Regions from separate parts of the Mus musculus genome. Here all the other regions are linked to region 1. Evidence: chromatin loops called from intact Hi-C (ENCODE). Cell type or tissue: heart. All regions are shown on one strand. Region 1 holds the start of Zswim6 (zinc finger SWIM-type containing 6). Region 2 has its middle 11 kb from the start of Gm32186. Region 3 overlaps Gm32090 (a long non-coding RNA gene). Region 4 has its middle 8.4 kb from the start of AI197445. Region 5 overlaps Zswim6 (zinc finger SWIM-type containing 6). Region 6 overlaps Ndufaf2 (NADH:ubiquinone oxidoreductase complex assembly factor 2). Region 7 holds the start of Gm32090 (a long non-coding RNA gene).

Evidence for each region. Peaks named below come from ENCODE experiments on the same cell type or tissue, not always from the same donor. Only the 100,000 strongest peaks of a DNase experiment are listed, where the experiment ranks them.
Region 2: it touches region 1 in a loop (9-fold over the local background); 5 of 42 quality-filtered maps call a loop at or near these places.
Region 3: it touches region 1 in a loop (2.1-fold over the local background); 4 of 42 quality-filtered maps call a loop at or near these places.
Region 4: a loop joins it to region 1, with 3 times the contacts of the local background. A loop is called at or near these places in 15 of 42 quality-filtered maps.
Region 5: a loop joins it to region 1, with 4 times the contacts of the local background. A loop is called at or near these places in 13 of 42 quality-filtered maps.
Region 6: it touches region 1 in a loop (6-fold over the local background); 15 of 42 quality-filtered maps call a loop at or near these places.
Region 7: a loop joins it to region 1, with 2.4 times the contacts of the local background. A loop is called at or near these places in 4 of 42 quality-filtered maps.

Annotation. Positions count from the first base shown.
Region 1 is chr13:107,888,537-107,892,536 of GRCm38, reverse strand. Zswim6 (zinc finger SWIM-type containing 6) reads left to right here and starts at 2,473. Exons shown (of 18, transcript NM_145456.3): 1 at 2,473-2,933; 2 at 2,935-2,943; 3 at 2,946-2,951; 4 at 2,954-2,956; 5 at 2,959-3,140. The coding sequence starts at 2,488. In heart, CTCF peaks have their summits at 1,315, 2,054 and 3,834; DNase peaks (open chromatin) are centred at 856, 1,226, 2,396 and 3,346; H3K4me3 peaks cover 3,965 bases; H3K27ac peaks cover 3,232 bases.
Region 2 is chr13:107,672,845-107,676,844 of GRCm38, reverse strand. No RefSeq gene overlaps it. Among named protein-coding and RNA genes, the nearest start is that of Gm32186, 11 kb to the right of the region's middle. In heart, a CTCF peak has its summit at 1,620 (motif pointing left); a DNase peak (open chromatin) is centred at 244; H3K4me3 peaks cover 264 bases; H3K27ac peaks cover 1,008 bases.
Region 3 is chr13:107,605,618-107,609,617 of GRCm38, reverse strand. Gm32090 (a long non-coding RNA gene) reads left to right here. Exons shown (of 3, transcript XR_003950574.1): 2 at 1,172-1,365; 3 at 3,334-4,000. Among named protein-coding and RNA genes, the nearest start is that of Gm32090, 5.2 kb to the left of the region's middle. In heart, no CTCF peak of the experiment used is centred here; a DNase peak (open chromatin) is centred at 2,087.
Region 4 is chr13:107,459,402-107,463,401 of GRCm38, reverse strand. No RefSeq gene overlaps it. Among named protein-coding and RNA genes, the nearest start is that of AI197445, 8.4 kb to the left of the region's middle. In heart, a CTCF peak has its summit at 2,139; no DNase peak of the experiment used is centred here; H3K4me3 peaks cover 412 bases.
Region 5 is chr13:107,829,585-107,833,584 of GRCm38, reverse strand. The region is part of intron 5 of Zswim6 (zinc finger SWIM-type containing 6); the gene reads left to right. Among named protein-coding and RNA genes, the nearest start is that of Zswim6, 58 kb to the left of the region's middle. In heart, no CTCF peak of the experiment used is centred here; a DNase peak (open chromatin) is centred at 2,194; H3K4me3 peaks cover 758 bases.
Region 6 is chr13:108,150,155-108,154,154 of GRCm38, reverse strand. All of the region lies in intron 1 of Ndufaf2 (NADH:ubiquinone oxidoreductase complex assembly factor 2), which reads left to right. Among named protein-coding and RNA genes, the nearest start is that of Ndufaf2, 6.5 kb to the left of the region's middle. In heart, CTCF peaks have their summits at 959 (motif pointing right) and 2,185 (motif pointing left); no DNase peak of the experiment used is centred here.
Region 7 is chr13:107,610,858-107,614,857 of GRCm38, reverse strand. It overlaps Gm32090 (a long non-coding RNA gene), which reads left to right and starts at 2,009. Exons shown (of 3, transcript XR_003950574.1): 1 at 2,009-2,774. In heart, no CTCF peak of the experiment used is centred here; no DNase peak of the experiment used is centred here.

The DNA of each region.
Region 1 (4,000 bases):
AACCCAAGAATGGGGGGAACCACTCAAAAGAAGAGTGGGCAGTGTTTGAGACCCCAGGGAGATCAAGTAGGGTTAGATCATCTTCAGTGGCCTTGGGCTTTCTTTGAATTAGAAAATGAAGCTGGATTGCCCCAGGGCTAGGGGGTATAGTTCAGCCCAAGAGCATTGACGCTGGAGGGCCTATGTTCCATTCCCAGAAAAAACTTAACAAAAAATGACTGGATCCCTCCAGGGAAGGTCCATGTCTTAGATCCAGCCTCTTTTAGTTCATTGCGATATCAAATTCTTTAAATGTTAGCCCCCTCTAAAGGTATGTATTTTCCGGTAACGGAAATTAATCCCTCCCACCAACACCGCATCTGACCCTGAATGAGTCATTAATTCTGTCCGAGGACATCAGTTCTGTCCTTTTTAACTTTCTAATTCAGAGACCCGTGTACACGGGTGGAAATGTTCAGCGACCTGTACTGCACACGCTTTTGTCGTGACTTTTTGAGGACAGACTAGGGCTCACCCTTCTTTCTGCTCCGATACTCTAAGTTTTAAAGTCTCTTAAAATTATTTCTTAAAGAGATATAGATATTAAACAACCGGAGGAAAGGGACTTCCTCTTCCGCTTGCCCATAAAGCTCTTCCAGTTTTCTGTCCGGCTTTTTCCTAGGCACCGAGGAGGTGCCTAGAAAAATACTGGATGAATATACAAAAACATGTCACCAAAATTTTCCTAACAAGCAGCTATGGAAAGTCTGCCAGCGTCCTGTCTCCAGGGACTTCTAGCCTGGGGCTCCCGATGCCCGACATGGATCACGTCCAATGTCTCGGGCGGCCTTCGCTTTGAGTGGGCAATTTTCTTTACAACGCCGACGCGCGTAGTTGCTTTAAATTCAGACCAGGTAGGCAGTGGGGAGTAGCCAATATGCGAAAGTGTCAGAGGAGCTAGGGCTTATCTCCAACAATAGGACAGTATCTCTAACACTGTTTACAGTAAAAACAGAAGGTGGAGCAAGAAGTCAGAGTGTCTAACGTGGTCATTAAGCCTGCGGCTTGGCTGAGATCTAACCAAGCTCTGCAGAGTGCGAAGAACAATGTCCGCAGGGTTCCCGGTTCAGACGGGGACTCGTTTCTCCGCCTCCGCTGGCGCCCGGGCACCGTCTCCCAGCGCTGCTCGCTCTCCTGCTGCCCTGCAGCGGGGAGGACCCGCCGGTCGGGCGCCGCCAATGCTGCAGGGAGCGCAGCGCGCGTCCGGAGCGCCAAGGACTCCAGGTCTCAGCCCCGCCGCAGATTCCAGAGCGCCCGCGGCTGTTGTCCGCCACCGGGCGGCCGTGAGCGACAACCGTCTCGCGTTGGAGAGTTTGCGCGATCCTCTCTGCCCGTGTGTGCGCTCTAAGTGAGCGGCCCGACCCCCTGGGTCTGCAGCAGGTCGCGGCAGAGGGCGACTGGGGCTCTGGGGTGAAGCCGGGCGGGCCGGCTTCTTGGCCCGAAGGACTGAAAGAGTGCGAGGGCGGGGCGGGGCAGGGCGGCGCGGCCGGCTCGGGACGCGCGTCCAGCGGCTGCGGGGCAGCATCCGAGCGCTGCGCGTGTCCGGGCGCTCGATCGACTCGGCTCCCTGGCGTGTCACCGGGCCGGAGCGAACCCGGGGCTCAGGGCTGGGTGCGCTGCAGTTACGCGGGGCAGCCGCGCCCCTTCCCCACCTGGGTCGGCGAAAAGTGAAGTGGAAAACAGTGGCTGAGCTCAGCCCTCCTCCCTTTCCCCCCTGCGCCGCAGCCACGGCCGAGGGTGGGGGAAGTTCGCTTCGCCGGGTTGGAAGGAAAGCAGGCGGCCTGGGCCGCGCCTCCCCCGCCTTCCTCTCGGCCGCGTCCCCGGGGCTTCACGCAGCATTTCTTTGTTTTGAAAGCGCCTCCTCCGCCCAGAGGCTTTTCCCCGCGGGGCCGGCTGACTGGGGGGTGGGGCATCGAGCAGTCGGCCCGCCCTCCATTTAGTCCGGAACCCTCCCCCCTCCCCGCCCCGCGGCGACCCACGAGGAGCGTCCACGCTCGGCGGACATCAAAAGGAGGCAGGGCGCTGGAGGGCTAAGTTGAGTAGACAGGGGGCGCAGAGACCCACCCACCCTTCCCCTTGGCAGACGGCCCGACCCCTCCCGCGGAAACCCCGCCTGAGCCCCGCCTCCCGCGTCACAGCAGCCTGACATTCTCACAGCCCACCGGGCACCCAACCCGGGTGCCCCCGCCACCCCCGTGTCCACGGAGCGCTCTATTTATGTTTCAGCCCAGTGATTTGCATAGGCCCCGCCCCCTCCCCTAGGTTCTCCCTATCGGCGCTCCTCCTCGGCGATGTCGTCACGGCCTAGGCCACACCTCCCGTGCCCCTACAAGGAGCGGCGGGCCCTAGATGGCAGCGTGGCGTCGCCACGGCGTGTGCGTGTCGCGCTTCCTTGTGCCGTTTATAGGGTCCCGGCACTTCCGCTGTCGGGTTAGAAGCGGCGCGGTCATGGCGGAGCGCGGACAGCAGCCTCCTCCCGCGAAACGGCTCTGCTGCCGGCCGGGCGGCGGCGGCGGCGGCGGCGGCGGTGGTGGGGGCAGCAGCGGCGGCGGCGCGGGTGGCGGCTACAGCTCTGCCTGTCGGCCCGGCCCGCGGGCGGGCGGTGCGGCGGCGGCGGCGGCGTGCGGGGGCGGCGCGGCACTGGGGCTGCTGCCGCCGGGCAAGACCCAAAGCCCCGAGTCTCTGCTGGACATCGCAGCGCGCAGGGTGGCGGAGAAGTGGCCGTTCCAGCGCGTGGAGGAGCGCTTCGAGCGCATCCCGGAGCCGGTGCAGCGCCGCATCGTCTACTGGTCCTTTCCCCGCAGTGAGCGGGAGATCTGCATGTACTCGTCCTTCAACACCGGCGGCGGCTCCGCGGGCGGCCCCGGCGACGACAGCGGCGGCGGCGGCGGGCGGCAGCACGGGCGCGGCGCGGCGGCGCGGCGGCTCCTCATCCTCGCCGGCCGCCACCTCAGCCGCCGCCGCCGCCGTCGCCGCGGGCACCGGGACCCCGTCGGTGGGGGCGGCCAGCGCTGCGGACGGCGGCGACGAGACGCGGCTGCCCTTCCGCCGGGGTATCGCGCTGCTGGAGAGTGGCTGCGTAGACAACGTCCTGCAAGTCGGTGAGTCACGGGGCTGCCGCGGGCCGTCGGTCCTTCGGTCTGTCCTCCTGTCCCTCGGGGGTGGGGGAGGGCAGGGTCTCCCCTCCGATCCCCTGGGCCGCCTCGGGTCGGGCGCGCGCGGTGCAGCAGCGGGCGACTCGGACGGTCCCCGGAGCGGAGCGCCCATTTCCTCCCGCTGGTCCCCGCCCCCGTCTCCCCGGACGGGCTAGCGCGAGTGGGAAATGAATCAGCAAGGACGCGCCCCTCGGTGGCGGGGTGGTGGGTGTCGGCGTCCCGGTCGTCTGTCCGGCAGGCTGAGTGCGGGTGTGCGGGGCGGGCGTGGACAAAGGCGCGGGTGGCCGCGGGGCTCGGGCTGGGGCGTGCGGCGCGGGGGAGGGGGCGCGGGCCGCAGACAATGCCGACCGGGGCGCTCGCTCTGCACTGCCCGGCTCGCGTCCTTTCTTCTGGCGCTGCTCCGCGCCCCGCGGTCCGAGGTGGGGTGGTGGCGATCCCTTCAACCCCGCTCGGCCACCGCTCCGCTCGGGGCTCCGACGGCCGGCCGGCTAGCCGGCCGGCCCCTCGTACTCAGGCTGCTTTAAGGTGTCTGCAACGAGCTCCGCGGCGTCCGCGTCCGGGTCCCCGAGCCACCCCGGCCGGCAGTGACGGCCGGCCGGGCCGCTGAGGGGCGCCGCTCTCGCTTCTCCGTCCCGTGAGGCACCCCGCCGCCCGACTTCTGCCTGAGCCCGGGGTTCGGGCGCGGTGCTGAGGGAGCGGGCAGCACCGCCGACGCTGTGACCCGCGGCCGGCGTCCGCACCGAGGGGCCCCGCGGCCCCTGCGCCCCTGCGCTGCTGCGCGCCCCGCACCTCCCGGCAGTTTGTTC
Region 2 (4,000 bases), 220 kb after region 1:
ACCCTGTGTGGGGGCCTGGAGACCTCAAACCCGCTCTTGAGATTCCTTAACACTGGGGGAAATTGCAACACCGGGTTTCTCACCCCCCCCTCCTCCCCGTCCTCCCCCCCTCCCCAGCTTGTTGGGGCTGCTCAGTGGGAGGGCCTCACGCCCTCTCTGTTTTGTTTACCCCACACATTCCTGCTGCTTGGTAAGAGCCGCTGCCTGGTCTTGGGAAGCTTGCTCTGACTTCTAAGAAACAGGAAGTGATTATTTGCCCAAAGCAAACAAACTCACAAACTACAGGGTTCATGTTCAGTCCAAAGCTGGAGTCCCAGGAGGTGCTAGTGTAGGCTGAGGATGTGAGGGCCCAGCAGAGAGTCTTCCCCTTCCCACTTCCCTGCCAAGTCAGCACTGCAGTGACCAGCGGGAAGCCTGAGCTTAGCAAGCCCTGGTCTGGAGGGCTGCATCCCTGGACCAGGCAGCATCCTTTCCCAGTGAGGACCCACTTCCCATGACATCAGCAAAACTGCTTCTGTTTCTCCTGGAAGTGGAAGATCAGTTAACCTTCCTCATGCCCTGGCTTTCCTCCAGGAAGACAAAGAAAGAGAACATTTATTGGAAGCCCTTCGGAGGTCGTAACTTGAACTTGGCATCCGCCTTCCGTGGCCTGTTTCACTCTGCTCTTGCCACAGCGTCAGTGAAATAGACGCATTTGCGGGTGAGAGAGGGGACCTTTCTCAACAGAATCCCTGCAAATGCCTCTTTCTGCCCTGAAAAGGGGTTTGCCTTTATCTCTTGGACGCTGAGCATTTTTGTGCAGTATATGCAGTTCCTAGGGCTATGGGACAGAATGCCCGTATTTCAGACCCAGATCTGGCTTATGGAGAGAGAACCGTGGGAGAAGAGGGGAGTCTTGAAAGACTGTCCCAGACATGATGGCTCAGCCTTGGGGGGTCGGGGCGGGGAGGAGGAGCAGCAGGCAGGATGGGACTGACTAGAGGAGAAACGAGCAATCTCCTGGCTGGATGAAGTGAACCCGACAGTGACCTGGACACCATGTTTGAAAATGTTGGGCCACAGGGCTCCGCTTTTCTATTCATTAGCTTCTGCACTTTCGGCGCCTCTGTTTCTTCCTATTTCAAATGGCCGCTGTCATCAGTTTAGGAAAGTGTTCACAAAAAGCATGTAGGACACATAGCCTGGAACTCAGGCATGGTAGCATGCAGGCAGACTGGGAGAAACAGCCCAAATCCACATGCCTCCCCCTTCCCAACTCCTGATCCACAGCAAGACACCAGCAGATCAATTACTCACCTGATCCCCTAGCCTTCTCCTTGACAGGGGGTGTTTGTACCACCAGAGTGAGGCTCTCAGGACAAACTCTTGAAGAAAGCATTACTTATTCTAACCAGTTGGTTATTAATAAGTCAGTCTTCAATATCCTTCAATATCCTTCAATATCCACACAGGCCTTAAGAAATAAGACTGGAGGGCTGGTGAGATGGCTCAGCAGGTAAAAGCACAAATTGTTCTTCCAAAGGTCCCGAGTTCAAATCCCAAGGTCCTGAGTTCAAATTCCTGCAACCACATGGTGGCTCTCAACCACCCGTCATGAGATCTGATGCCCCCTTCTGGTGCATCTGAAGACAGCTACAGTGTACTTATATACAATAATAAATACATCTTTTAAAAAAAGAAAAAGAAATGACTGGAAAATTAAAAGGAAAAGCAAAAAGGTTTGCTTCTGCATTGTTACTTTTTGCTTTGTGTCTTGACTTCTCTAACCAGCCTGCTGCCTGCTCACCATGCTCTTCTCTGTTCTTGCTGAGGGAGTCTGATGACAGGTGACTCCCCCCCCCCCCCCCCAGACAGGGTTTCTCTATATAGCTCTGGCTGTCCTGGTCCTGGAACTCACTTTGTAGACCAGGCTGGCCTCGAACTCAGAAATCCGCCTGCCTCTGCCTCCCGAGTGCTGGCTTTAAAGGCGTGTGCCACCACGCCCAGCTGACAGGTGACTCTTGAAGGGACCCTGAGTCCCGGTTGCCCTGGCACCTCTGCTGCAGAGAGGGTCTAGCAGATGTGTGGAGTTCCCTGAGGTGGGCTTGTGCGAATGTCTGAGAAACTGGGCCATCTAGATACCCCTTCACCTCCATGTAAAGAGGTCTTTGGTGAGAAAACCAAACCAAACCAAACAGACAGATACACACCACAGGTAATGGAGAGCATGCTGGACTGCTCCTCCATGCAGACTGCTGCTGGTGCAGTGATGCTGCATCTGTGATTGACGGTGATGATGGTGTCTCCAGCTAGAACTAGTGATGCTCTGTGCTGCAACAGATGGTGACCTAAGTACAAGTACATCGATACTCTCCACTTTTGTGTTTTATAAAAAAGAAAGGGAAGCCAGGGATGTGTTTGGTAGAGGCACAGTATAGTGAGGTAGAAAGAGGGTGCCTCTGTGGGCCTGTGCTGAGACATCCCTTCCCTCTGAGGGACCAGCCATACGATGGATATAGTATGGGATAGAATTTATTTAGGACATGGGGAGGGGAGTTGAGGAAGTAGAGACAGAGAAAGGGTGTGTGTGTGTGGGGGGGGGAGAGAGTAGAGGAGGAGAGTCTGCCATGAACAGGTGGAGAGAGAGAGAGATGGGTAGGGAATGGGGAGTGAAGGGACAGAGAGAGTGAGAGAGTGGAAGAGTAGGAGAGTGAGGAGGGGGCAAACAGCTCCTTTTATTCAGTCAGGCATACCTGGTTGTTGCCAGGTAACTGTGGGGCGGAGTCTAGAAGGAATGTTAACACCCACCCTGCCTGCTTGCTCCGGGTTTTTGTATCTGACCCTTTGGCTTCCAGCTTTAACTCTTTCAGGACCTTTTCTGGAGGCAGAGTCTACTCTGCCAGTGCTGGGGTCAGCCCACAGCTGCCAAGAAGGAGAATCCTTCATCCCTGCTCAATTGCTGCCTTCATCCGCAGACAGGTAGAAGCTGGTGGCTAAAACCCCATCCCCTTTTGTCCCAGGTCTTCCTTTCACAGGTCTGCTGAACTCCTTAGAGAATGTCCTTTTGCTACCTTGGCTCATGTTTTCATCTTCCTGGGCTCATCTCTCAAATCACCTCCGTGGTTTTGTCCTCAGGAAGCTGCCATGACAAGGAAGTGGTTCTGTCTTGTAGTAGAAAAGTCTGGGGGGCTGGAGAGATGGCTCAGCGGTTAAGAGCACTGCCTGCTCTTCTGAAGCTCCTGAGTTCAAATCCCAGCAACCACATGGTGGCTCACAACCATCTGTAATGAGATCTGATGCTCTCTTCTAGTGCATCTGAAGACAGCTATGGTGTACTTATATATAATAATAAATAAACCTTAAAAAAAAAAAGAAAAAAAAGGTTGACTTCAGGATTGGCTTGATCCAGGATTCAAATGGTGCCCTTCATTCCCTGCCTACACGGCTCATTCTTGGCATCACTTCCCCCTGACTCTTCTAGATTGTTCTCCAGATTGTCAGCTGCAGGGACACAGCCACACCTGCTGTGCAAGGGGAAGAGAGAAGTAACTGCCCGATAACTGGTGGTCCTGGGGATCAGGTCTTAGGGTCCCCAGAGTCCATATTTGGACCTGGTGATAGCCTTGAAGGAATGCTAGGACCCAGCAGGTCATATGGAGGAGTGTTCATGACAACTCCTCTGTTTTGAACTGGGAAAACCTCAGACAGGTGTTGTCAAGAAACGGAGAAAGGTCCAGACAGAGCCAATAAGGGCTGCCTGCACACAACAGATGACCTCTCCACCCCATTTTCCACTGGGAGTTTGGCACCTGCAGCTTTCTCTCCCAGGTGAGGAGCCTGAGGGTCAGATGGTTATTTGTCTAGATTGCTCAGTTGGAAAGGGACAACGCGACCTGGGTACCCCGGCTTAGTCTTTATCGACTACTCTTTCTGCTGTGTTCATTGACTGAGGTACATTTCTAAGTATTATCCCTCGCCCTTTGATTGGGGACCAAACCTTGGTTCTCAGATGCAGATCTGG
Region 3 (4,000 bases), 280 kb after region 1:
AGTGCAGTGGAAAAGCTTTGCTGTTCGACCACAAATTCTTAATTTCTGTCTCTGTTGTGCAAAGGACAACCTGTGTGATCTCAGCCGAGGTTGTAACCCTTGCTCTCCCACTTCCATCTCCCCCACATGGTGTTCCATTTCCTTGTCTTTAAAATGAGTAGACTAGACTCATTTTGAGATTCCTTCTTCTAAGAATCTATCAGGATGGTGATTCTCTTATGGCATAATTAAACACTAAAGCCTTCCAAATGGGAAGGGGTGGGGGCAGGCAGTGGAGCAGAGCAATCGGCACTGCACTAACCAGGTGCAGTCACCTGACTTTCCCTGAAGCAGCTGCTGCCTCTTGTGCTCTTGCCTGCTGCTTGTTGTCATAATGGTGGCACCCCAAGATGCGGCTGCCACAAGGGTGTGAGTGATGACATGCTTGAATCCAAGTTGGAGCCTGTGGGTGGCAGTAGAGGTGAGTCCTGCCAACCACATGCACCTGGTACCACACTTGGCATTGCTAGGTGCTCAGAGGCAGATCTTAATGATAAACATGATATTTTCCAAAAGGGAGGCAACTTCAGTAGCACAAGTTCAACAACGTAGAAGCTGTGTGTGCCTTCAACAGTCTAAGTAGCCCTGGGAAAATGGGAACCTTTCTTGCAGAAAAATTAAAACAAAACAAAAGCGGGGGGGGGGGGACGACCCACAAACAAACAAAGAAGGGAAACCACTTCAGAAAATGTGATGTGAAATTCTCAGCTTAAGCTCTCCTTTGGTGTAGGTTGTTAGCTCTTAGCTTCTGCAAAGTATGGCGACCTGTTAACACATTTCACTCATTTGATGGATAAGATGCAAAGTTAATTTCATGGTAGAGAAACACCCAAGACATTGCTTGTTTTCTGTTAATATAGAAGACGTCTTTGACATGAATATATAGGAAAGTGTGTGTGTGTGTGAGTATGTGTGTGTGTGAGTATGTGTGTGCGTATGTGCAGTGCAAACTACAAGACTGAACTCTTATTCAAGCAGGTGTTATTGTGAAACAGGAGAGCTGATAAATGCATTAAGCCCATAAATTATTTATTGATTCCGGGACAGCATACAACATGACAAGAAATGAAATATATTTGTGCAGTATGCTTGCACATGGAGAAATTGAGGGAGTGTTCTTTTATTTTCCTAGGCGGGAGCATAATGCCAGAAAGCAGTCTCTGTCTTTGAAGAAACAGAAGTACAAAGATGATCCGACAATTTGGAGGTTATAGTTTTGCAAAATTGTTTATTATTCATCGCATTTGGAAACAGGGCATCGAGAAGATAATCATCTTCTTCAGCCTGTATCTCTTTAGCATGCTTCAATTTAACTTCACCCGCTAGGTAAGACTTAATAAGATGTGTCTGTTGGCCTGCAGAAAAACCAGCTTGATAAGAGCTTTGCATGTCATAAAGCAGAGCAGAGGGCACTTGGTTGCTGGATTTTTTTTTAAATGAATAATCAGAGTCTCACTCTAGTACTGTGGAGGGTATCAACAGCCCAAGAAGCACAAAACATGCCTGAGGTCCGGCTACATTGTGGGCATAGCCATGGGAAGGTCCCCATTAAGTCTACAGCCTGTCTTTGGGTGGACTGAGGATGAGACTCTGGGGAATTGGGTCTCACCTCAACCCTGGCCAGGCAGGAAGCAATGCTGGACGGAGTTGTCGAGCTCTCTTCTTGTGGATGAGTGGTCAATTTTAAGTGGTGAATACCTTTCCACTCATGGCCCACTGTGACAACGCTAAACCAGTGAGTCTAATGTGGGAAGCTGGAGTAGCCAATTCTTGTTACTCCATTCTCTTTCAAAAACAAAACCAAATTCAATACAAAAATGTAAAATAAACTTCCAATGAAGTCTCAACAACAGGAGAAACAAAACTCCCAGCCTGTACTAATCTAGTGGCTGCTATTTTTGGCTGTGGGCAGAGTTGACCAGAGGTTCTTGGGCCATTGGTCACCATGCATAGCAGTCTGACTGGAATTTTTTTTGTGAGCCAGGAAAGGGTTGGTTATATTTGGCTTCTGGAAGGGAAGTCGGCGAGATAGACAGGCCAAGCTTTGGGTCATAGAGTCTGAGTCAACAGGAGGGGAAGCAGTTACCCCATTTCCAGTTGAGGAAGTGGGTGGAACAATATAACGAAAACCTTTGGCAGGGATCAGGTGAACACACTATACTGACAGAGGAGATTTTTCCAGTCAATGGCTGCCTTTGGCTGACCTAGCCTGGGACCAGGGCCATCGCCCACTGAGCCTGACCTGTGGGGTAGCTGTCATACCTCTGTTCTTCATTTAGCCCACAGTGTTTGATCAAGTCTTCTCCTGGCCTCGCTGTCCGTTCATTACTGATTTTTTTCATATCCTATGTTGGCGACTAGAAAATGGTTATATTGGCTTTCCTACATGCCACCCCCACCCCCCAGCTTCCATACCCCGAGGCCATTGTAAAAATCATACATGGGTTAGGTTGCCTGACTGCTTAAAGCTCTGGGTTATGGATATGTATAAAAACTATAAAATTTTCAGCTATGTTATAAAAAGAATAGCATTCAAGTCATGGTAGAAAAACAAGATTATTGTTTATGAACTTACCACTAAAATATGTATTTTTGTAAGGCTCATTGATTTATTTATAGTTGGAGGAGCCACAAAGACATACAAAACGGTTCATTAGATATTCATTATGCCTCCTTAGCCACTTTTTTTTTTTATTAGAAGTGCCCAGGGTGCCAAGGGCAAGGATGGCATTTTCAGGGACAGAATCAATGCTCCAAACTCATCAATTTTTTAGAGGCAGTTATGGTATATTGATGATTTTTTATAGAAGTGTTTTACCCCATTAAAAACCCATAACTTAAACTGTGGTACAGGCTGGGGGAATACATTAGATGAAAAAACGGTTTTGTGTAAGAGATTTCAAATTTGTCAAATCTGCATTAAAGAACTGCATTTTGAAATTGGTTCAAAGGTTGGGTGAATTCTCCAGGTGTAAATGACATTTTTTTTAAATGGATTCCTCTGAAACTGTTTCCCCAGAGTTTTCATTAGAATGCATTGAGCTCAAGTGCAACATTGCAGGATCAGCTGGTGTGGTGGAGGCAACTCTGTTACTTTCCTATTTTCTCTTTTCTGGGAAAAGGTTCAAGTTCTTCACCTATGAATTTGTGAGAGAAGATAGCCTGAAGCTTGGAACATTTATAATCATTCATTCATCCATTCATTTAGTATCCACCACTTACTTACTTGTTGAACAGTCAAGGACAAGCTGTGGTATGAAAGCTTACTCTTGTTTTTTTGTTTTTGTTTTCCAGAAGACACCCTACATAGATAAAGACAATAAATGACAGAAATGAAGGAGAAGACACTGCATCCAGGCAAGGAGAACGTGGAGACGGTGACTGGGCTGGTCAGTGGTAGTGGCAACTTTGCTTGAGAAAATGTCGTTGATGCTAAGGAGAAGTCAGCCAAGAGAACAAGTAAAAGAACCTTCTAGGAATAAGGCACCTAGGAATCTTCTAGGAACCTTCTGGGAATCTAGGTCGGGGACAATGAGCATCCTCAAGCCTTGATAATCTGCTGAACTACCTTCTTGATCAGAAACTGGTGATGGAGCTAGGAAAGGAGTGGATGGGAAGGGAAGGCAAGCCAGATCCTGACAGTGATGACTTCAGACAGCGAGCCCAGAAGAAACACATGGGAAGGGCATAACTCCACCCCCAGAAGGCGTTCATTTGCAAGAACTTTGGATTGAAACCAAGTTATCACACTCTTTGTTTAGAGCCTAAGTTGAAGCCAGGCTTGGTGCTTGAGACTCCCAACACTGATTACCTGGTGTTTGACTCTTCATCCATCTGGCTTTCGTTCCTGTTCTACCCAGCCTGCTTCTTTAGCTCCTCGCCATCCAGTCTAGCCAGACCAATCTTCTGAAGACCTTTCATTCGACAGAGAATAGACACCATCCTGTGTGTTCTCACCATT
Region 4 (4,000 bases), 430 kb after region 1:
CAACATCCCAGAGGACAAAGTGCCATGGCACTTACACATACTGACCACTTTGGGCCAACAGAAACAGGAATTATGTTTCGGATGAAAAACAAACACGAAAGAATGCAGTGAGCATAAAGACTTTATATATAAGCATTCTAGAAGAAAGTTCTAGACCAACCTTGGAGCAATAGCTTGTGTCTTAGGTAGGGTTTCTATTGTTGTGATAAAATACCAAAAGCAACTTGTGGAGGGAAGTGTTCATTTAATCTTACATTTCCAGGTAACAACAGTCGCTCACGGAGGGAAGTCGGGACAGGAACCTGGAGGCAGGAACTGATGCAGAGGTCCTGGACGGGTGCTGCTTCCTGGCTTGCTCCTCATGGATTGTCCAGCCTGCTTTCTCATACAGTTCAGGACCATCTGCTAACAAATGGTACCACCCACAGCGGGCTGCCTCTCCTGCATCGGTCACTAACTGAGCCCTCACAGGCTTGCCTGCAGGTCTAACTTAGGCAGATATTTTCATAACTGAAGTGCCTTTCTCTCAGACGACTCTAGCTTATGTCAAGTTGACAAAATACTAGCCAGCATGGCTTGCTGGGTACAACATGCAGCACAGGTTACTATATTAAATTGGCAGGAGAGAGAGAAAAAAAAACAGTTAAGATCAAAGGCTCTGTGGTGCGAGACCTCATCTCTCATCACCTGGGGGCCTCTGATGGAGGCTCCAGATTCATAATGTCATCTTGACAGGTTGGGATGCTTTCACGTGGGACACGGCTAAGGAGTTGAGGTCTATGTACAAGAGGCTGGGTGCTGATCCAATCTGGGATTCTTACAAAGTCCCAGGTATTTGAAGGTATTAGATGAAATTATAGGGAAGTAGGGTTCTGATTTTGAGGATTTGAACTAACTATCCTGATTTCCTGAGACACCAAGGAACCCGAGAGAACCTAACTTCTTCATGGATGTATTTTAGTGACTAATTGTTGTTAAATACCTATCAAGCAACATGCATCATGTAAAATCTATTCCATCCATTTAATCCTTAAACCAGTTCTGTGGAGGTGGGATGTGGGAGGGATTCTTATAGTGAGAAAACTGACTCTCAGAAAGGCTCATGACCTTGTCCCAAAGTAAAGGTAACATAGTCAATATAAATAAATAAAAAATAAATAAATAAAAAGGCAGGCATTATAAATTGTTCAGGTTATCAAGCCCCAGGTGAATTTTCATGTGGCAGAGAAGCATTCTATTTCCGGCCCTCCCTTCCCTTCAAAAGTTGGGTGTCTGTCTTTAGCTTGTCAAGTCACTGAACCTTGACAACAACGAAGGGGAATTTTAATGTTCCAAGAAGATTTCAGTAGATCTGGCCCTGTTTCTGCGAGTAAATTGGAGATGAAGGTTGAACGTGGTATGGTATGGGAAGAGCTGTATCTTGTAGGTGTATCCACATTTGGAGCCGTTTCCTTCTGCACTAGAGCTATTCTGCCAAAGATAAAGAATGAGTGATTGGGAGTTCACAGGACTCTGCATCTGCAGGAGTATTTATTCCTGCCTCATAAGAATCAATATGAGGCTGTGCCGACAATTACACTCCGTGAGCAAGGATGTTAAAATCTTCCTCGTTTTGCCTCTCACACCGTGTATAATAACGCTGTCTGATGTTTGTCCTAGGCTTCGTGTTTAAAGCTCTCTTGTTATTTTCACAGAGGACAACTTTGAGGAATGCATGTTTTTCCTATCAGCCCAGGAGCACCAAATCACCTCACAGGCTCACTCCCCCCTCCCCTAACATGTGGTAAATTCCTTGTATTTAAATGCAAGAAAGACATTGGCACCTTCACTTTAAAATGAGAGAATGCTACAGAATGCCAAACAGAGCTACAGTTTCCTGACTTCTGACCCTGTGGTTTTTTTTCTCTCTTCCTTTCTTTTTTTCCCTCTGCATGACTCAGACAGGCGCTTGGAAACCTAGAGATAAAAGGCCCTGTTACACGTGCAAAATATGACTATTATTGCCTCCTTTAATAAGGCTTCTTGCCAATTTTTTAAATGACTGGAGTCTGTTTGCTAATTATGACTCCATCGTCTCTGCATTCATTTTCTTTCCCTGAAGGAGACTAGTCTGAACGAAGAGGGAAAGCGCTAGAAAGTGTGTTTGCTGCCATCTATGGGAGGTCTCTGGGCTACCACCTCAGAGGATCAGGAAACTTCAATTACAGAAGCCGCTCCTATACACAGCGCCAATGCACTGAAGCCAGGGATCCAATTGAGCCTTAGAACTGAACCACAGCGTGCGCACGTCACACACACACACACACACACACACACACACACACACACACACACACACACAGAGAGAGAGAGAGAGAGAGAGAGAGAGAGAGAGAGAGAACACTCATGTACTGCAGCAGCAGACTTGAACCGAGTCCCCATGTAAAAACACCACTGTATAACCACTGCTTGAAGTTTTACACAAATATAAATTGATATTTCCACTTCATGGATGGAGAGAACACAATTTTTTGTGTGTTTGGGCTCTCCTAATAATTAGGGGCTTCCAAGAGCATCTTTAAACAGTCTGCTAGAGAGCTAAGAATTTATTTGAGTACTCTGAAAATTCCAAAGTCAAGAACCAGGAAATTGTGACCATTCCTGAGTAATAATAATAATTAATAATTATTAATAATATAATGACCAACAAAGTATTTTCATGAAGTTGGCTCATGACTCAAACTTCCTAGAATTTTATAGCAAACTCTACTGCTTTAGCATCAGAAACTCTTATTATCAGAAGCTGCAAATTGCAAAGGGAGCCAGAGGTTTGACAAGATGCATGCACAGGGCGTTCATCCCACATGTTAACTTAAGTTTGGGAGAAGGACCCTTGTCTGCACTGAAGCTGGCTGATTAGAAGTGCAATGGCTGCTGTATGGCTGGAATGTCCAGAGCCAAATTATCTTGGGTTATCTTAGCTCCCTAAAAAGCCACTTATTGACCACCTCTGTGTGTGACCTAATATCTGTGAGTATTAGGTAAATACTTTTGTAATATATGAGCAGGCCCTTAGCTCCTACCACCCCAAAAGGTCAGGATGTCTTCAGATAGCATCTGAGGCCTGAAACAAACAGGCTTCTCACTCTTATAATTCAAAGTGTGCTGATTTGTGGCTATCTTTGTTGTGCCCATGAAAACCCACATAAAACCATTACCATGTTAGAACATGGAATCCAGGGAAACCTAAGTCTATGTATCTGGGCCATGCTCACTCATATGTGGATCCAGAATAAACTGCCTCTTGTTCCCTAGGGTAAGAGCTGCATTTTTATGTCAACACACCTCATTCAGGAAACAAAACAAAACAAAAAGAAAAAAGAAACTACAAATCAAACATGAATGAGTTAAGGAAAAGTTACTGGAAAAAATATTTGCAAAACATACAGTGTGTGAAGGACTTGTGCTCAGTGCATAAGTCATTCTTAAGTGAAATAATAAGAAAATGAACAACCAAGCTGAAAGTTCAGGGAAAGATCTGAATAGCTACTACTCTGTGCTGGCTTCAATAAGAATGGCACTTAGTCTCTTGTATTTGAAATTCTTAGTCACCAGGTAGTGGAACTGTTTGAAAAGATTAGGAGGATCAGGAGGCGTGGCCATGTTGGGGAAAGTGCATTTCTGGGTCTGGGCTTTGGGGTTTCAAAAGCCCACACCATAGGCAGTGTCTGTTTCTCTCTGCCTGTGTTTCAGGATGTAGCTCTCAATGATTTCTACAGTACCATCCCTGCTGCCATGCTCCCTCACCATGATGATAAGTCTCTGAAACTGCAAGCCAACCTCCAATTAAAATAATTACAGCGTTGTTATGGTCATGGTGTCTCTTCACAGCAATAGAACAATGACTAAAGGCACAACCCAAGGTCACGGGTAACAAAGAAATGTAAAGGACGATCAGTGTTTTCAGGGAAATTTAAAGGATTAATGAGATGCTGTGTTTGTATCAGGAGGACTAAAATCC
Region 5 (4,000 bases), 59 kb after region 1:
GTATGTACTCAGTTACACGTGTACTTATGATATCTGTCAATATGTTTTACATAAGTGTTCAGGTAGGAGCTTCAGAGGGACCTGGCATAGTAATTAATTACTAAGAGATATCATAAGAATGAGAAAACTTAGTTGACAGGACTAGTTTATCCTCATTCCTTGTTTATTTAAAAAATTTTAGATTTACGTATTTTATGTGTGTGTTTGTGTGAATTTATGTGTTCCACCTACATGTGTGGGGCCTGTAGAGCCAGGAGAGGGTACTGGGCTCTCTAGAATTGGGCTTATGGACGAGTGTGAGCTGCCATGTGGGTTCTGGAAATCGAAATGGGTCCAGTGTAAGAGCAGGGAATACTCTTAACTGCTGAGCCATCTGGCCAATCTCTGCATTATTTTTTTCTCTTTAAAAAAAAAAATCCCTAAAGAATATATTGAAAGGCATAGTATGTGTCTTAGTTAAGGGTTTTATTGCTTTGAAGCAACACCATTACCACAAGAACTCTTACAAAAGAAAACATTTAATAGGGGCTGGCTTACAGTTCAGAGATTTAGTCCATCATTGTCACAGTGGGAAGTCCACCCCTGTGACACACTTCCTCCAACAACCACAAGACTATAACAAGGCCACATGTTCAGTAATGTCACTTCTTATGAGTTTATGGGCCACTTTCACTCAGACCACCCCAGTATGACACGATGGCTCAGCAGGAGAAGACAACTGCCACCAAGTCTAATGGCTTGAGTTGGATCCCTAGGATGCATATGGTGGACACACATGGGGAAAACCAATTCTCTGAGGATGTCTTCTGACCTGTACATGTATGCTGTGCACACACACTCATGTATATGTAAAATTTTTTGAAGATTTATTCAGGTCTTTTATGTATATTTGTGTGTGCCTAAGTATATGTATGTCTAGGTGCCTGGAAGGTCAGAAGAGGGTGTCAGATCCCCTGCGGTTGGAGTTTTAGGCAGTTGTGAGCCTGTATTGTGGGTACCGAGAACAAAACCTCGATCCCCTTCCAAGAGCTCAGGTGCGCTTAGCTGCTGAGCCACCTCTTCAGCCTGTTGAAAAACAAAAACAAAATAAAAATGAATTTTAAGTAAAGCAACTACACATTAGGAAGACTGAAAGACCAATAGAAAATTGAACAAAGGGTATGGTGGGATCGTCTACAAAGAAGCAATCTGCTCTTAAAGGGTAAACATGCCCTGCTGCATCCCAAGGATGAACAGTGTGCATTAAAGTACTGAAATCTGTTCTCCAAAAAGAATTTTGGTAACAGCGGCTGAGCAAAGACTCTGCAGTCGTGTGTCACAAAGGGAACACACAGTACAAAATGCAGAGCTCGAGAGATGCTCGAGAAGATGTGCAGCTTCAGGTAGCAGCAGCGAGAGGGTGCTAGACAGCCTCTGTGAAGGAGGTGTGCACACACTCAATGTCCAGTGCAGGTGTTGCCTGGGATCCAGTGATGCTCCATGGAGGTGTTGTAATTAAAGATGGTTTAATGTAGTCCAGGCTGACCTTAAACTTGCTGTCTAGCTGTGGAGTTAGTCCCTACTGAGCACCATGCTGCCAGAGATAGGGCTGGGTAGCTATTCTGCCACTGTATGCCCTTTGCTCTGCAGTGTGACCTATTTGAAGCTACTCTATATATACACAAAAAAGTTTCTGAAAGCATAAATTATGAAGGGTCTTGAGAATATTAGAATATTTAGTGCTGCAGTGTAGCTCAGCGATAGCGTTCCCATGCATAGCCTGCTCAGGGTCCTAGTTTATTCTTCAGTATTATTATCATTAGGAAAAAAAAGGCTTAAGAATTAATAAAATGTTTTTATGCTTAAAAATTAACGTTATTTTCAGAAGCAAAATTTGGGTACTTTAGTTAGGTAGTGGGGAGCATGTGTGTTTAATTAAATTCCGTCTTCAGCAGTATTAAAAGTCAATCAGTTGTGATTTGGTGAGAACATATTACAGACTCATGGGAAGACTGAGTTGCAAGGAATGTTTTGGACCCAGAAAAGAAGGGGTTAAAGGTGAGATGCAGGTAAGAAAGGGTTAAGGGCATTATGCAAGCTGTTAAGTAAAAAGGAAGTGCATTACAAAATGCTGAGCTCAGGAGTCTGGCTGCCAGCCAAGCCCTTGCTTCCCTCACTACAGCTGAGGGCTTTCGAAGCTTCCCACCACTGGGTTTGTCTGAACTGTTTAGGAATGCGGCCGCGGTCGCCAGCTGACGTCAGCGCCACCGGTTCAGCCCCAGGCCAGAGCGGTGCTCAGACTCTGCTTGCTGGAGTGGGCGGGGAGGGGCGGGGCAGGGCGGGATCCGTAAGTGATTGACAACGAGAGGGTCGGATCGCTTTGGGTGCCGGAGAGGGTTACAGAAACCTTGGGGTGAGGGAGCAGGTTAGGAGTTTTTAATACTAAGATTGTCGATAATGATACTTTGTAGTAAAAGACAACAACTTTCTTTTTTGTAAGTTCGGTACGGCTTCTGTTTAATTTTAAACAAAACCAAATATAACTTACATATTAACTTGGATATTTCAAACTCTATTTCCCCTCTTTTGAGAAAGGAAGAGACTGTAAAGTCTTGCAGATTTTTCGGATGAAGGAACAGAAAGGTGGTTTTTGCTGGATACTGAGACCTTTGACTTTTGTTACTAAAATCCATTTTTATTTTTGACTTGGCACAGGAAAGAAATCTAAGAAGCTCTCATGCAGTGTAAAGCAGAGATCAAAAAATAGGGAAATATAAGTGAAAAAGAGTCAAATTCGAAAATATCTGCATGAAAACCATCCTGGACACGATAGCTCTGGGTTATTGAGGCTGACACATTAGCCTTTGAAGAAAAATGTTGGCTTTAACCATGATGGCATCTTTACTAGGCTTAGAGCTGTTTTTCTCTTAAATCTGTCCCTTTTCTGTGCCTGTTAACAGTTAACTTCACCGTTCACATTTGTTTTTCTTGACTTAATTAAATCATTTTGCTTAGTCATAGCTGAGAGTTTTGTTCGTCTTCTAGCTCTTGGTTAATGTGAGTGAGAATCACAAATTTATTAGCTATTTTTGTGTGTAGGGTGTTTAGGCAACTTGAGGTGTGGGTAGTGGACCTGGGACAGTCCTGGATGAAGGCTCTGAAAAGGGGTCACTGAACTTCCTGGAAAACTTCAGTGACTTGACTAGGTTAACAAAGAAAGGCTGCTTTGATTGGCTGCTGAAGTTACCTCTGCTGTTCATTTTAATTGACTGTTAAGAAACATCTTCTGGAGCTAGAGAGAGATGGCTCAGCAGTTAAGAGCACTGACTGCTCTTCCAGAGGTCCTGAGTTCAGCTCCCAGCAACCACATGGTGGCTCACAACCATCAGTAATGGGATCTGATGCCCTCTTCTGGTGTGTTTGAAGACAGCTACAGTGTACTCACATAATAAGTAAATAAGTAATTCTTTAAAAAAAAAAATCCAACTTCTTCTGCGTGATCTTGATCATTCCATTAGGCGTCGTGGTCACCCATCCTGTGAGTCACGAGGGTTTAATTATGTGAAGAGGCTTATAGACTAAGAAAAAATACACCACACAAACTTGGACTTTGCAAGTTTGGCAGAGGCAAAATGGTCAGTCACAAATTACCCAAGGGCTTCTGAGGGCAGTGCTAAACTGACAGAATTTAAGGGTGTTCTGAGTTTTTATAGCAGTATTGTAATAATTGGAGTGTTTTCTTCTCAAAGTGTGCATGTGTGTGTTTTATGGCAATATTTAGGATAAAAACATGCACTTGTATGTAACAATATAAGATGATTGTGATTGGCCATGTGAGTTTCCAGACCCCTTTTCTGCACAAAGGTCACAGTTAAAGACATCATCACTAGTTTTTTAAAAACCTGTCTTTCGGTATCTGCTTTTGGGTCAGCTAGGGTTATGATGTGTGTATGTTACCATTCTTTAAAACTTCTTTGCCGGGTGGTGGCGCACGCCTTTAATCCCAGCACTCGGGAGGCAG
Region 6 (4,000 bases), 260 kb before region 1:
CTCGGGGCTGGAGTTACCGGAGGCTGCTACAGAGCGGCTGCTACAGGTCACAGACCTATTGATGGAACTTTGATCTGTTTTCTAGCACAGCTATAAGCCTCTTTTATATATGAACCGAATAGGATTGGGGGAGATAATAGGTAGATAGAGTTCTAGTCATTTAAAATTTACACATTCATATAGGAACACACACTAGAAACACACTTTGCCATTCTCAGTGTCATCACAATACCTCCATTGTGTGAGCTTAAGTTAACCGTAGTTACCGCTCTTTCATCGAATGTTGAGTTTTAATATTTTCACAGCCACCAACTAGCTTAAATTCTCATTTCAAATGCAGGGTTATTGCCCCATTCCCCTGTGTATAACGATGAGTTTCCTGTGTGTCTGCCTGTGTATGGGGTAGGTGCTGCAAAGGCAGCTATACAATGAATTGAGGTATCATTTGGCCCTCAATTCTAAAAGTCAAAACAGAACAAAGCACATACACGGATGAAGTAGTTCAAAGAGTCTAGACTAGGCAATTCAGATACTGTTCAATAAATGAGCTAGATTAGCCTGGCAGGAATAAGTATTCCTACCAGAAATAAAAGAACCTAGCCATGGTATAGTGAACTTCCAGTGTGGTCAGACATGGACCTGCCTCTGACCTGCTGAACTGAGTTTCATTACATCATCAGACTTCTGTAGAGATACTTAGCCTTACAATTTCCCTTCAGAACCATTATCTAATTGTTCAAAACCTGCATCCTCCACTGTTGTGTGTATAGTAAAGACATATCGATTTGGAAGGCCTCACCTCAGCCAATTCACGTGTATTATTTAGAGACTAGAAATAATCACGGAGAATATGGGAAAGGAAAACAGCCACAACTGAAAGTATAGTTTCTGGTTTTTTAGTTAATAATTGGAAGGTGGTTCTAGACTCCTCCAGGTTTGAGACTAATGAAAATATTTCAGCTCTTCCAGCAGAGGGCAGCATTGTTCCAAAAATCAAGATTGACTGTCTTTCCTGCTTTGTACTTGAAAGTGATTTGAAGGAATCTCACTTCCCACACACACCCAGGAGGAATCAGAGCATTTATTTATCCAAGCAGCAGCAGCAGCAACAACAACAAAAACACATAATGAAAATAGAAGAAAAACTGGAATACACAATATGGACGGGGACAGCAGTCATACTTTGCTGTCGGTAGTTTTTCCTACAAGATTTTGTTTTTTATTGTTTCCTGAATTCCCTCAGTCATGTACAAAGTCCATGTCCTTAAGTACTAACTGTATTCTGTCACAGGAGGACAGGCCCATTGTTGGCCCTGAACATGTGTCTATCACATTTTCAACAACAAAACGTGAGGATGGCGTGTGTTGACAGTCACCCATGCCAGTCCCTTGCTGTGGCTTTAAATGAACCTAAGCAGCTGTAACAGACTCCTGGTTTCCCTACCCGGGGAGCGTGGGACCTTTGAGCTGCAATGGAAACTAATTGTGGGAGGTTGGCAATCTGGGTTGTGTCTATAGTTAAATGACATCACAAGTGTCTCCAGGAATTCGGCTGCTGGTTGTCTTTGTGTTTGAGGGTTTTGACATTTGCTTTAGCTTAGGACAGTAAGGTCAGTATTGATACTAACGATCATAGTGTAAACACTGTGTGCTAGACTCGCTTCTAAGCATTTGCCCCGAGACGCTGCATTGTGGGAGATTTCAAGAATTAAGAAAAGCAATAGTGTTGCTTCATCAGGACCACTCAGTAACAGAACCCAACCGTGTCATGTGTTTACAGAGCCCATTCTCCCTGGCATTTAAAACCAGGCAGATAACTGTTATCCTCATCTAACTCCAAAGAGCGTCAGTCCAGAAAGTCATGTCTGCTGCTGCCCGAGGCTAAGTGTAAGCTGCTTTACAAGGGACAGACTGCGATGACATTCTTTAGAAGTCACAGTTGAATGAGGACTGGTACTGAGAAATAAATACCTTCAGAGTTATGTGGTAGGCTTCATTATTCAACTGTTAGAATAATTTTTTTCTATTATAAACTTTATTCTAAATCCATTTTTACAAAATGGAGTAGAGAATATATACTGTTAAAAATAGACTGCATAAAGACATTTTAAAATAGCTTGAGTCATTTCAATCAGGCTGTCTCTACTTTAATCTTGCATTCCAGCTGGCTAATGGCTCCATCTTGTGGTCCAAATGAGAAACTGCACCCTCTGCCTAAGATGCTGGTTAAGTTTTTCCATTTTAGCTGAATATGTCACATAAAATGATTTATATTGTCTTATTTATTAGAACATAACTCTCACTTAGCATATATTAGTTGTGTCTGCATCTCTCTAGGGCTTTTCTCTGAAAACCATTTCCCCCTTTTTAGTGTGTCTTCTGTCTTCCCTTCATCAATGTTGGTTCCACTTTAAAGCCCCTTAAGGTCCAGAAGCCATTTTATAGTGCACTGCCTATGAGTAAATAAAACTCTTAGATAAGTGAAGTTAAGCTGGCCTGGACTATGCACAGTGTTTAGTAACTCTTAAAGAGTGTATGTATGAAGAGTCTTACGATGGCCGTGTGAGGAAGGAGACATTTGATGAACAGGGAGGTGTGAGACTAATTACAACTGCATGGTGACTTCTGACGTAAGAATGAGTTAAGTACTTGTCTCCCCATCAGCTTCATTGAGTGGCTTTTGCAAAATTTGTATGTAGCTATGGTTGTTCTAGTGATGTCTTGACATATGTGCATATTGTGAGTGAGTATATCAGTGTAATTATAGCACCTCACATCTTTCTAAAAACGATGTTTCAGAGATTCTACTTTATAATTTAATGTAATTTTTTTACATTTTATTTTTTCTCTGACAGTTTTATATATGAGAATTTTGTTTACATTTTCTGCCCCTCCTTTTTCTCCCTCCCTTTCCTCCATCGCCCCACCACTTTCTCATATTCATGACCTCTTAGTCTTTCATCATGATAACATATATCTAAGTGTGTATATGAGATATGATGTATGTGTGTATATAACCTGAGCTTATTTAACATCTTTCATATGTATATGTATTTAGGGCTTACTATTTGGAATTGTATAGAAAATTTGTTCTCTGAGAACTGCATATACATTTATATAATGCAATATGATATAACGCAATATGATATAATGCAATATGATATAATGCAATATGATAAGCACCCCTATTTCCATACTTCCTCTCCCTCGGGTTCTGAAATTGTATTTTTAATTAGCATATGAAGTAATGGTTACTGTGGCACTGATATGCATTGTTTCTGCTGGTGCTTCTCCTGCACTCCCCTCCTGTCCCCTTGTGTCTCTTCGCCCCTTGCTGCCCCCCTCAGGGCCCACCCTGTGCCCCTGCTTGCTGCCTCCCCCTCAGGGCCCACCCTGTGCCCCTGCTTGCTGCCTCCCCCTCAGGGCCCACCCTGTGCCCCCTGCTTGCTGCCTCCCCCTCAGTGCCCACCCTGTGCCCCCTGCACTTGTTGTTCCCTCTCAGTGCCCACCACGTGTTTTCATGTCCTACTTTCCCATCTTTTAAGACTGTTTTCCTGTCTCACGGTGCTCTCTGTAGTCGTATGTTCTGTACCCACACTTACATACATGAAAGTTAAAATCTAGGATCCTCATATGAAGGAAAACACATGGAATTTGTCTTCTGAGTCGAGGTTGCTGGGCTTAACACAGTAACCTCCAGTTCCATCCATTTTCCTGCAGATTTCATGGTTTCATGTAGCTGCTTTACAGTTGGGTAAAATTCCATTGAACAAATAGAGCACATGATCTTCATTCATTCATGTGTGTCTTCAGTCCCTCATTGATGACTACCTAGGCTGGTTCATTTCCTACCTATTGTGAATTTGGAGCAATAAACACTCATGTGCAAGTGTCTCTCTGGTATGACATACAGTCTTTGGGGACATGCCCAGAAGCGCCACCCCCTTTGTATGTTGAATAATACTGTTTTTGTTTTTTTTTTTAAGATTTATTTACTTAT
Region 7 (4,000 bases), 280 kb after region 1:
TCCCTAGAACAATCAAGGTGTGAAAATGGCCTTAACTAAATTAGCAGAGGCACCAGTGTCCTAATTTGAGTTGGAGTTTTAGTGAGGTTTTACATTTGAGTGACATGGGAAGGCAGTGGATACGTCTCCAAGCATCCAGTGAGGACTTCCTGGCTTATTAGAATTTCTCTTGTGGTAACATCAGGCACAGTGGTGGGTGCCGGCAGAAGGTGGAGATGGAAGAAAGATCTTTGTCCTTTGGTTTGATTGTGTGTCTTTGAGGACTAACAGTCCCTTTTCCCTGGGCCTTAAGAGTAAGTTGTGAGGTTAATCTGAGACAGTGTTGTACATCTTTCAGCCACTTGGCAGAGTACAGAATTCTTGTATCCAGATGGTTCCATGAATGTAGCTGTGGACACAGGCAGAAGGAAGCAATAGGACCTGGAGTCCAGGCCTATACAATGTGGGTTCTGTAAAACTTTCCACTGAGAATGTCAGAGAACACCAAGAAACTTACTTTTGTCTTTTAAAGTCTTGGGTTTTCTACATTTCCGTTTTGGTAGATGTAAAGGTTTTGTCTTTTACGGTCGATTTTAATGCTAAGTGTGGGTCCCCAGCCCCTGTGACCCTGTCCCCCCAAGTTATTTCTGATTGGTAAATAAAGATGCAGAAAGCCAATATCTGGGCAGAAGAGACATAGGCAGGGCTTAGGGTTCCAAAGCTTAGTGCTAGAGGAGAAGCATGGAAGAGGAGGAGGAAGAAGAGGAAGAGAGAGAAACTGCATTGGTTAGGTGAGCCATAAGTATGTCACCCTGAGGCCTGGCTGTTGGAGTTAAGAGCAGCCCAGATGAAACATAGAAAATAGTGAACAATAACTCAGGGTTCTAACAGCATGGAGGGCAGGCAGCTGCCCAGCTATTGTGCTGCTTAAGGCTTACTGTAAATATCAAGGCTATGAGTGTGCTTTTTAAATCAAGGAACTTAAATGGTTTAAGGCAGGATAGAATCCGTGGGCTGGGACTTAAATACTTATAACAGGTAGACTATTTGAAAGGAGGGAAATGCCAGTCTGTTTGTAGTATTTAAAAATAAATAAAGTGTTGGAAATGTGAGCTCAGTTACTTCCTTGCTTCTCTGTTGCATGTACATTAGGAAACAGAGCCATACACTACTGGTTTAGAATGCTGTGAAAAGCATGGTTTAAGTGCTGAGTATTTGAGCTTAGGTAGATAGAGGAAGGAAGCAAACCACAAGGGAGTTGAGAAAATGAGGACAATCAAAGTGGAAAAGGTGGGAAGAAGAGAGTCTTGGGGACACGGGAAATAGGTTTGGTGGAATTGATGGGGTTCACAGGAGAAATGGTTGTGTTTAGAGAGTGCAGTGATTGGAATATGCTTGACCCAGGGATTGGCACTATTAGGAGGTGTGGCCTTGATGGAGGAAGTGTGTCACTGTGGGGGTGGGCTTTGAGACCCTTCTCCTAACCACGTAGGAGCCAGTCTTCTCCTGTTTGTCTTTGGAACAAGATGTAGAACTCTCAGCTCCTTCTGCCCCATGCCTGCCTGGAAGCTGCCCTGCTTCCTGCCTCGATGATAATGAACTGAACTTCTGAAACTGTAAGCCAGCCCCAATGAAATACTGTCCTTTATAAGAGTTGCCTTGGTCATGGTATCTCTTCACAGCAATGGAAACCCCAAGACAGAGAGCAAAGGAGAAAAAAAACAGAGATTGTTTCAGGTGGGGGGTGGGGTGGGGTGGGATCCTAGGTGATTTCCCAGGTTGGCATGTGTGGGACTGTGAAAGGTAGCCTGTTTTCTGGTCGACCTAGGTTTAAACCCTGGAGATCCAGCAAATTAATCTGCAAGGGACAGAAGGTTTGTTTGCCATGTTCCCAGACATAGACTCCTAACACAAGGCCCCAGATCCATAATTCTGTGACCATCAGTCATGTAGGCTGTTGGAACTCCACCCCCACAGTTACCTGGCAATAGCCAGGTATGCTCCTCCCCACAGTTACCTGGCAACAACAAGGTAGCCCAGCCCACTATAAAAGGGGCTGCTTGGCCCCTCCTCTCTCTCTTAAGATCTTGTTCTCTTTTTCTCATCTCTCACCCTCCTCACCCTCCTCTCTCTCCCTCTCCCTCCCCCCTCTCTCCCCGTGGCCATGGCCAGCCTCTATTTCTCGACCTTTCTCTCTCTCTCTCTCTCTCTCTCTCTCTCTCTCTCTCTCTCTCTCTCTCTCTCTCTGTTTTCTACAATAAAGCTTTAAAACCACAGACTGCCTCCTTTCATCTAGACTTGTTGTGCTGGAGCCATGGAATAGGCTTTCTCCTAAAGAGCCACGTATAATCTCCTGCAGGAAGGCCTCCCAGCATTTCCAGCTGCTAGACCGGACCAAGGACTCTTGCCTGCATGGGAGCCAGCCAGTGCCTTCTTACCCTGTCCCTTCTCTCTTCGGTCCCAGGGCTGATTGAGCTGCCCCCGGGACTTCCACTTTGTTCTCAGTTCTTCTGAGACATCCAGCAGTGTCTGAGATGTCCGAAACTGATAACCTGTCATCTCTGGCCTCCGTGAGGACCAGGAACCCCAGAGCTGGATCTTCCACTGTACCCAGTGGTCTGTGGTGGCCCAGATTTAGAGCTGAAAGTGCACCTTCCCCACCCCCCAGGAGCGGGGTCTAGCGGGCCCAAAGCCCATCCCACGGTGATTCTGTAGGGTCCTGCGGCAGTCTCCCGTGTCTGCCTGTCCAGTCTCCCCATGTCCGGCACCCGGAAGGCATGGAGTCAGGAGAGCTGGTAAGAGAAGAAGAGGGCAAAGGTGTTGCGTGTGCTGTCCGTATGGACATTGAATGTGATGGCAAGATCTGAGACACAGAAGAGAGTGGTCCATTCACACATGGGCAGTGATGTGGAGTGCTGAAGACAGGAAAGAAGATGATTAGGAGAGAGAAGTGGAAGAGAAATGGTCTCTTGGAGGACAAGGAGGTTATAGATCGTGTCTTTAAAGGTCATGGGATGGTGAGGTACACTCTGTGTGGAACATGGATGGGACAGGTCGTACCCTGGTTAGAATGATGCTACCCTGGAAGCAGGAACAGAATGGGACTTGCTGTCCCACCAAGGTAGAGGGAGTTGCTTGCCATAGAATGAGGTTGGTGAAGGTGTTGAGAAAGTCCTTGGAGTAAGGGCTCCATGGAACATGCATCAGAGAAGATGAAGGCAGACTTGGAGGAGAGGAAACAGCAAGGGATGTTCATCCCTGAGCCATCTTCTACCACTGTGGATGCTCCGCTGTCAAATGCTCTACTTAGGAGGCCTTTGTGAATAAAGCATCTTTATAAAAAACAAATGTGTGAAAGGCTGTCATTCAAAAATACTAAATCAGCTCTCTTTTGACATGGACAACGACAACCATAAATCGCCATAGACTATCCATTGGAAGACATACAACCTTTTCTTTAGTTTCTTTCCCCAAGTGATTTCTTTGGGTTTTCAGGGTGACTGTTCAGGAATAAAGGTAAGGGACTATTTTGGGAAATAGAACATGCCACCTCCCATGCCACCTCCACCTACCCCGCCCATGCCAGGTTCCTCCTTCTCCTTCTCCTTACGAACTGCATAATAGTCTGTATTCTGTCTATCACAGCTGTGGTGGGAGGAAGGGTACCCGTGACCCCTTCTACCTCAGCTGATATCATACCTTTTCCACCTGGCCACAAGTATGTGCTCAGACATCAGCTAGCTCTGATATCAAGGTGTCCTAATTCTCTTTGACGAAGCTACTGCAAGCACTTTGAATGTGTTGCTAAACAATTGATTAATTGTTGTTGTTGCTAGTTGGACTACGTGAGTCTAAAGCTGGAGAGCCCTGGCCAAGCCCAGACACTTCCCAGGAAGATGCATTTTTGATGAGGAGATGGATTCACACTGGGTGCTTCTGAGACCGCCTCTCTTTCTTCTTTCAGCATCACTCTGAGCCCTGTCTCCTCCTGCATGTCCGTCTGTACCACCTGACATTGTCA